Regions from separate parts of the Homo sapiens genome. Here region 2 is linked to region 1. Evidence: chromatin loops called from intact Hi-C (ENCODE). Cell type or tissue: lower leg skin. All regions are shown on one strand. Each heading gives the region's core, and the rest is flanking DNA. Links, peaks and the distances in the headings are about the cores only.

Region 1 (4,380 bases), core at 252-4,251:
AACTCATCCTCTGAGGTGAGTTTGGTGATGGTCGGGCAGCAGGGACAGAGGACTCACTGCAGAATCTCGAGGCGATCGGTAACTTTGTAAGCTGTCCACATCCTTGGGCCCTACAGCGTCCCTGGGACCCAGAGGGGTCCAGAGTGAGGGGGCTGAGGTGAAGGGCTGTGGGGGCACAAAGGCATGGGCAACCAGCTCCCACCCTGCTTCCTAAGGGAGCCCAGGATCCTCCCACCAGGGCACAGTGGGAGAGGCGAGGCCCCACCTCTCTCGAGGGAGCAGCCCGACCTGTACCTGCTCACACTGGGCAATGATGCCCCCTGCTCCTGTGCAAGTAGGGTAGCCACGTCTTCCTCCACGTCCATCCTGTGAGACAACATCGCCCAAAGGCAACGCTGCACCTGAGCGCTTCAGAGAACATCTGAACCGCTCCCGGGGGCTCTGAGACACCGCCGGCCGGGTGAGCCCCATGCCACCACAGCCCTGGGTGAAGACCCAGTGGCCCCATGCCTGCTGGGGTCTCTGGAGTCTCTGCACCTGACAGGGGGACCTGGACACAGAGGCCTGTTGTCCCCAGACGCCCAGAGACAGGCACACACAGGATGAACTGCGTCCACCTGCCAAGGGTGAGGGGCTCCTGATGCGCTATCCTGGGCACCTGGAGGCAGACTGGGGTCAGGGACCAGAGAGCTCCATATGCTCAGCCTCCCAGATCGCTCAGGGACCACCAAGAGGCCCACTTTCCTACAGGGAACAAGACACCTTGTGACTCCTCCATTTCACCCCCATCTCCACTCCTTCTGGCCAGAGAAGCCGCGTCAAGAATAATACCAGCCAAATGGGAGGGTGCTTGGTTTGGGCCAAAGCAGCCTCTGTGCTCACGGAGATGTCTCAGGTGGCGGGATGGTGGATCCCACAGTTCTGAGCTGTCAATACAGGAAGGGGCCTCGTGTTTCCGGATCACCAAGAAAGAATGAGAGAACTCTGGGGACTTGGTTCTGGAGAACCCCAGAGGGACCCCTCCCATGAACAGTCAGGGCAAAGAAAGGGCGAGGCCTCTAGGGGACCAGGCAGAGAAAGGGCCACGTGGGGAAAAGCCCCAGACCTGGCGAAAAGGAGGAATGATCATTACCTTCTGGCCAGCCCTCTGGACCTCCGTCATTTTCCACAACTGCCCAAGGATAGAGGGCTCCCCACCCCACTCCCAGACGAGGGACCCAGTATGTCCAGTGGGTTCCACAGCAACCCCCACTGACTGCACCCGAAGTCTGGGTTGATGAGATCTCCCCCTGTGGGGACCCATCTTAGAGCACAGACTTGGACGGAGGACCACCCTCCACCCCACCCACAGGGGCTCCATCCTGGGGGCTCTTCTAGGGCGAGGCTCAGCTCCACTGGGGTCAGAAACCCCAGGCAGATGTGCAATCCAGAACACGGAGGTCACAGAGGTCAAGGCTTGAGTTCAGCATGGCACAGGCCAGGGCTGAGAGCATGGCCCAGGGCCACGTCTGGGTCTCTGGGCCAGTTACTGCCCCTCTGACCTCAGGCGTCTCACCTATTCAGTGGGTACATTTGAGGAAAGCACCCCTCCACCCCGCCATGGAGTCGCCGTGAGGATGAAGGAGACGACTGTTTGCATGGTCAGCATAGAACGGGCACCCGGTGAGTGCTCATGGATGACCCTCCTCGGGTAGCTGCCACCCACCTGGTTGTGACTGTCCCCAAGTCAGCAGGGGGGAAGAGAGCAGGTCACGCTTTCCTGAGTCTGATCAGGCAGCGGTGCTGAGATGTGCTTCTCACCCAGAAAAGGGTCCTTTCTGCACAACCACTTACAGCACCTCTGTGTCTCCAACTGCTCCATGACACGGAGGTAGGCTGGCGGCACTTGGCACAGTGACAGCATGGGTTCACAGCCTCTGTCATGACGGGGCCCTACCTGGCTCAGCAGGGCCCAGGGTCAGCGTCCTCTGCCCGCTTAATGGTCAACATGTATGCGTGCAATTTGTCTGTGTATGTGAGGATGCATGTGTGTGGGTGAACACGTCTCTCCTCCAGCTGGGCCTGGCTGCTCCACTCAGGTGTGCACCTGGATCCCTGTCACTGTCACCCCCGGGCCTGTGGCCAGCATCAGAGCACCCATAGGTGCTCCTCAGCCTCTGCTCTTTCCATGCTGGGTGGTCCTGGGGATGCAGATGGGGCAGGGACATAGGGCAAAGGGCAGAGGGCAGAGGGCAGAGGGCAGAAGCCAGGCTTCCCCCTTGGGGTGACTCGCGTAGTGTGTAAAGTGCCAGGTCTGTGTGGCAGGGCTGGATTCAATGCAATGCACCCTCTCACCTCCTCCTCCCAGAAGCCCACTGGGGTGCTGTGACTCACCCCCCACCCCATGGATGGAGGCAATCACGGAGGCTTCGAGGACTAACCCGTGGCCTGAGATCACCCAGGATCCCACTGGCCAGGCTTCCAATGGTTAAGCTCCCACTGAACAGGTCCTAGCTGACCACCCCCACAATGACCAGGTCCCACTGACCAGATGTGGACTGACCAGGTCCTGCTGACTGGGCCCCACAGACCAGGCCCTGGCTCATCAGACACCACTGACAAAGGCCACAATAACAAGGCTGCAACTGACAAGGCCCTCACGGCCCTCACTGACTAGGTCCCAACTGATGGACCCCACCAAATAGATCTCACTAATCAGACCCCCGCTGACCAGGCCCTAACAACTGCTGGACCCCTGCTGGCCAGGCCCCAAATGCTGAACCCCACTCACCAGGCCCCAAAAGCTGAACCCCACTGACTGGGCCCCAAATGCTGGATCCCTGCTGACAGGCCCCAACTATGGGATCCCCACCAACCAGGCGCCAACTGTCAGACCCCTGCCAACCAGGCCCCGGACGCTGGACTCCACTGACCATGTCCCAGCTACTGGACCCCCACTGACCAGGCCCCAACAACTGCTGGACTGCACTGATCAAGCCCAAACTGCCAGACCCCACTGACTGGGCCCCAACTCCTAGACCCCTCCTGACTGAGCCCCAACTGCCAGACCCTTGCCAACCAGGCCTCTTCTTATGAGACCCCTGCTGACCAGACCCCAACTGCTGGGCCCCTGCTTACCAGGCCCCCACATCCACACCTCACTGACTAGGCCTCACTGCTCTGATCCCCGCCGATCAGGCCCCAAATGCCGGGCCCAGATGACCAGGCCTCAACTGCTAGACGGCCCACCAACCAGGCCTCAGCTCCTGGACCCCTGTTGACCAGGCCCCAACTGCCAGACCCCAATGACCAGGCCCCAACTGCCAGAGCCCTGCTGACCAGGTTCCAACTGCTGGATCCCCTTTGACCAGGCCCCAACTGTTGGACCCCCGACAACCAGGTCCCAACTGCCTGATTCCGCCAACCAGGCCCCAACTGGTAGACCCCTGCTGACCAGGTCCCAACTGCGAGACCCATGCAGATGAAGGCCCAGCGTCCAGACCTCACTGCCTAGACCGCACTGATCTGATCCTCACTGACCAGGCCCCAACCGCCAGACCCCACCTACCAGGTCCCAGCTGCTGCATCCCTGCCAAATAACCCCCAGCTGCCGTATCCCCTCTGACCAGGCCCCAACTGCTGGACCCCCTCCAAACAGGCCCCAACTATAAGACCCCGCTGACCAGGCCCCAACTGCCAGACCCCCATGGACGAGGCTGCAACTGCCAGATCTCTGCTCACCAGGCCCCAACTGTGGGACCCCCGCTGGCCAGACCCCAACCATGAGACCCTCGCCAAACACGCCCCAACTACTGGACTCTTGCTGGCCAGGCCCCAACCCCCAGGGCCTAGTCAGTCAGTGAGACCTGACTAGGTCTCACTGATCAGATCCCCGCTGACCTTGCCCCAGCTGCAGACCCCTATTGACTGTGGGCGGAGGATTACCCAGGTGCCGAGGTGAGAGACTGAAGACACAAACTGTTTCAGTATAATAAAGAAAATAGTTAGAATAAGAATAGTCATAATACAAATTAGATATAGAGATGATCATGGACAATTATCAATCATTATTATAAACATTATTAATCATTAGCTTTTAATATTACTCTTTGTTGCGTTACTAACATAACCTAGGAATAACTGGCGGGTAGAGGGTCAGGTGCTGAAGGGACATTGTTAGAAGTGACCTAGAAGGCAAGAGGTGAGCCCTCTGTCAACGCGTGCATAAGGGCAGCTTGAGGGCTCCTTGGTCAAGCGGTAACGCCAGTGTCTGGGAAGGCGCCCGTTACTTAGCAGACTGCGAAAGGGAGTCTCCTTTCCTTGGAGGAGTCAGGGAACACTGCTCCACCAGCTTCTTGTGGAAGGCTGGATATTATCTAGGCCTGCCGCAGTCATCCGGAG
Region 2 (4,352 bases), core at 353-4,352, 740 kb after region 1:
AGGCCAGAAGCAATGTTAGCATTTTTGAGGATTTAACTGTTACTGTGCATCACTTGTGAGCTGGCTGGCTAGGGAGGGGTGTTTTGGCTTTTGCAATGGCTTAAAACACCAAATGAGGCAAGGTTCAAGAGTCAGGTTTTCTGTAGAAAACTGTTTTTTTCCTCTTGTGAACAGAAAATTCAGCTTCTGTCCGGGCATGGTGGCTCACGCCTGTAACCCCAGCAATTTGGGAGGCCGAGGCAGGTGGATCACCTGAGGTCAGGAGTTTGAGACCAGCCTGGCCAACATGGTGAAACCCCATCTCCACTAAAAATACAAATATTAGCCAGCCATGGTGGCACACGCCTGTAATCCTAGCTACTGGGGAGGCTGAGGTGGGAGAATCACTTGACCCTGGAAGGCAGAGGTTGCAGTGAGCCAAGATTGCACCACTGCACTGCCTGGGCGACAGACCCTGTCTCCAAAAAAAAAAAAAAAGGAAAATTCAGCTTCCTCGGCTCAAGGGCCTATCTAGGCCTGGTGAGAAGGTGAAGAAGAGTGGTCACTGGCCTAGAGCACACATGAGTTTTTGTCCCTTGGCTTTGCTGCAAGTCTTTTTGGAAAGAGACAAGCATGGCCCAGCCCAGAAGTTCTAGAAGTCCTTGGCCTCATCTTGCCTCAAGGGCATTGCTTAGAGATTTCCAGAATGTCATTACTTAATGGAAAATTTATAGGGTCTGCTTCCTTTTGGGACAGCTTGGCTCTGCACCCTGGCCGCCTGTGTCCTTGTGGCTGGGCTGCTCCTGCCCCTGCCTGCCATCACTTACCTGGCGTGTGCTTGGTGCGCAGCATCAGCTATATGTTTCTGGAGCTGCTTTCTAGGAGAAATCTAATCATAGAAACCAAACTGAATGGCATTCCTTGGCCTCACTCTTTGTACCCTCCATCTTGGGATCCAGGCTTCCACAGTGCCTTTAGGCCTCCCCTCCCCTTGACCCCATCACACTTGTCCCCATTGGTCACTTTGGACTTGCTGGTCCTGCTGCATGGAAGCCCTCTCCAGCCTACTCCACATGTGAGTGGGGTTTAAACCCCACTGACTTGTTTCCTTGTCTGTGATGCTGTCCTTCTACCAATACTTGTGTCCAGTCACTTGGTGTGTCCTGTAATCTATCTGTGTCTGGACCAAGACTGGTACACTGGACCCAAGGTTCCCAGCAAGCTGATATGTGGCTTGTGTCATTTGTCCCTGTGTCTTCTCCTATCTCACTGGCCTCCTATCTCCACAGCCTAGTCCATGGAGTTGCTTTATGTAGCAAATTCTCCGTTTGGAGCTTTTAAAATAGGATTATTTGCCAGAACTGCATTTACAAAAAAAGTTTGTGTAATCCTGGTTTAAATAAATTACACAAAGTAATTCACTGGCAGCTAGGGTGCCTAGTGTGTGCTAGGCATAAAGCTGCTTCTGAACCCACTAAAAGTTCATCCCAGAATGATATCTCCACTGAGTTCTTAGGTTTATTACTAGAGATGAAAAAAAAAAAAAAAAAAGAAAATGGTAGGTCTAGTATGGATTCATTTTTATTTTATCGGCAGTAAACATGCAGATTCTTTCCTCAGCAGACCTGCATTATTTAAGTTACCAAGAAAATATTCTTAGTAGGTTTGTGGCTTTGCCCTGAGCACTTGGCAGTGGACTGGGTGGGCCATCCATGGGTGGGCAGACCCAGCCTTCCTGCTTCTCCTTGCCTGGCCCACCAAATGAAATGATTGACTTTGCTCGATGCTTTGTGTGTGATAAATGCAAGGAGTTTTAATGTAAATGTCATATGTGGGAGCCTGCACATCATCCCCTTCCACACACAGGCAGCATCTCCTAAAAACTCACAGGTGGGAAAAGGGATGTGCAGGTTTGTGAGACGTGGCTTCATTGTACATCCTTCCCCATGACCTTCATAGTTCCCAGAGCCTTTGCTGGCTCCTAGTGGGCTCTCACCACCTCACTCTGCCTCCTCTGTTGGTTTGTGGTCTCCTCCCTGCTGGAGGGTAAGTCTTTGGGGAGAGGAGACATTGGAACCCTTTCAGTCAAAGCATGGGGTGGTCCCTCTGGCCAACTTGGCTAGCTACCGCCAGGGAACTCAGTCCTTGGAGACCACAGCCAGAGGGACTTGTCATTCTGAGCGGTGCCCATCTGCTGACTGATATCTCACGGGGGCTCTTCTCTTCCTTTGTAGAGTGCCTGGTGAAGAATGTGATGGGATCACTAGCATGTCTGCGGAGAGCGGCCCTGGGACGAGATTGAGAAATCTGCCAGTAATGGGGGATGGACTAGAAACTTCCCAAATGTCTACAACACAGGCCCAGGCCCAACCCCAGCCAGCCAACGCAGCCAGCACCAACCCCCCGCCCCCAGAGACCTCCAACCCTAACAAGCCCAAGAGGCAGACCAACCAACTGCAATACCTGCTCAGAGTGGTGCTCAAGACACTATGGAAACACCAGTTTGCATGGCCTTTCCAGCAGCCTGTGGATGCCGTCAAGCTGAACCTCCCTGTGAGTAGTGTGGGCAGGGCCCAGGGTGGCCGTCCTGGAGGTCGTCTCCTGCATGTCTCCTGGTCAGGGCAGTTCCTGGGGGGAGGGTAGGAGATGCATTTGGAATCATGGTGAGAGCTGCAGGGCCCTTGAGTGAGTGGTTTCAGCAGTTCTGATCAGTTGAAATCAGGGAGAAAGAATGAGCTAATTGGCTTAACAATAACTGGTTTCTTAGATATTGGAATCCTGGGGAAAATTGTGTAGAGGTTGAAGCAGTGGGAGAAAGGAAGGCCCACAGATCTACTTCCAGTTCCATGGTGAGTTGAAGTCAGAGCACTTGGCCATCCTAGCCCCTTCATTTCTCAGGTGTGGACATAGTTGATCAAGGATAAGTAGACGTAGTTGATCAAACTATGCTAGAGGGGAATTGGCTTGCTGCAGTAGTGGTCACCTAGCATCATCGTCACTGTCACCCGGAGCACACGGTGGGGAAAGATAGTGGGATTACCTCGCAGGGAGTGCAAGTACATGGAGGCGTCCCCAGTTGGAGAAAGGTGGCTGTGGCTGCAGCTGCACAGGTGGTGTTGCCCTCCCTCCCTCTGGCTACAGCACACTTGCTCTTGTGCTTTTGTGAGCCCGCCCCTCTTCTCTTTCCCTGGAGAGTTTTCCATATGCCCATGTCCCTAGCAAACTGTTCTGCAAGCAAACCTGTATCTCCAGCTGAACCTCAGGGAGCAGATGGAATAAATGCTTCAGTTTTTTTTTCTTTAAAGCACCAAAGACTAATTGTCTTTAAATTGTCCTTTGCTGTTTGCCAAGTCCTGTACACCCCCTGGCAAGTGCATTAGGTGGTTGCAGCCACTGACCCAGACTGGTGTGTGCACACCAGAGCCACTGGTGTGTGCACACCAGAGCCACTGGTGTGTAGGAGCGGCCTTAGCCTCTGCCAGGCATCCTTACTCCCAAGTTTAAAGTCATTGTGTCTGTAAGAACTGTCTGGTGCTATTGCTTCACTGAATACGTGTCAAGCACTCGGGGGAAGATAATCAGAACAGGGCAGTACGTGTCTGGGTCTTGAAATGGCTCAGGAAAGGTATGGAGGCAGAAGAGGCGCCACGCTCTCCATTGACCAAGATGAGGAGTGGAGGCAGTCAGCTGTGTTGGCCTGCGGGAGGGAGACTGTTGGGGGAGCTCACTGCACCAATCTCTAGCTGGGCTGGACAGGGTCCATAGTTGAGAGTGAAATTCTCAGAGCAGATGCACAGAACCAGGAGAGAAGGAACTGGGGACTGGAGTGGAACCCAGAGCGTTGTGAGGCCCTTAGGGGTTGGAGGGAAGGCAGAAGGCCTACAGAAGAGAGCATTTCCCCAGATTCCAACATCAGAAGCTACAGGGAGGTCAAAGAGATGAGGATTCCGACCTGATCATCCTGTTGACCTTTAGGAGGGCATTGGTGACCTTAGGAAGACGTGACACAGAAGTAGAAACCAGATTGCGACGGTGTGAATGAGAAGGTGAGGATGTGAAGCCACCATTTCAAGAAGCTTGGCTTTGAAGGGAAACGCATCAGTGCCAGAATAGCAGAGGGGTCAGCTTGTTACAAGAAAACGCAGTGGGAACTGAAGCAGGGAGGGCTGAGAAGGTGAAGACAGGAGAAGGAAGGGCTGGGGGACTTGAGATTGCCGAGAAGCAGCAGCATCCCAGTTGAGGTTGAGGGAACAGTGCTGGCCAGCGGGACAGACAAGTATGGGTGATTGGTTAGGCCATGGGGTTTGGGAGTTCAAGGTCAGTCTCTGAAGTGCAGGCTGGAGAGTGGCCAGGACGTTCTTGGTCCAGGCAGA

What was found. A loop is a pair of places that touch in the nucleus more often than their neighbours do. Peaks named below come from ENCODE experiments on the same cell type or tissue, not always from the same donor. Only the 100,000 strongest peaks of a DNase experiment are listed, where the experiment ranks them.
Region 2: it touches region 1 in a loop (8-fold over the local background); 1 of 110 quality-filtered maps calls a loop at or near these places.

Annotation. Positions count from the first base shown.
Region 1 is chr19:16,014,527-16,018,906 of GRCh38, reverse strand. It overlaps LINC00661 (long intergenic non-protein coding RNA 661), which reads right to left and starts at 3,273. Exons shown (of 9, transcript NR_026828.1): 1 at 3,118-3,273; 2 at 295-366. LOC105372291 (a long non-coding RNA gene) reads left to right here and starts at 3,851. Exons shown (of 2, transcript XR_936355.1): 1 at 3,851-3,936. In lower leg skin, for the core only: no CTCF peak of the experiment used is centred there; DNase peaks (open chromatin) are centred at 436, 1,961, 2,459 and 3,349.
Region 2 is chr19:15,270,995-15,275,346 of GRCh38, reverse strand. BRD4 (bromodomain containing 4) reads left to right here. Exons shown (of 20, transcript NM_001379291.1): 2 at 2,214-2,532. The coding sequence starts at 2,248. Among named protein-coding and RNA genes, the nearest start is that of EPHX3, 41 kb to the right of the region's middle. RefSeq lists an enhancer at 372-871. In lower leg skin, for the core only: no CTCF peak of the experiment used is centred there; no DNase peak of the experiment used is centred there.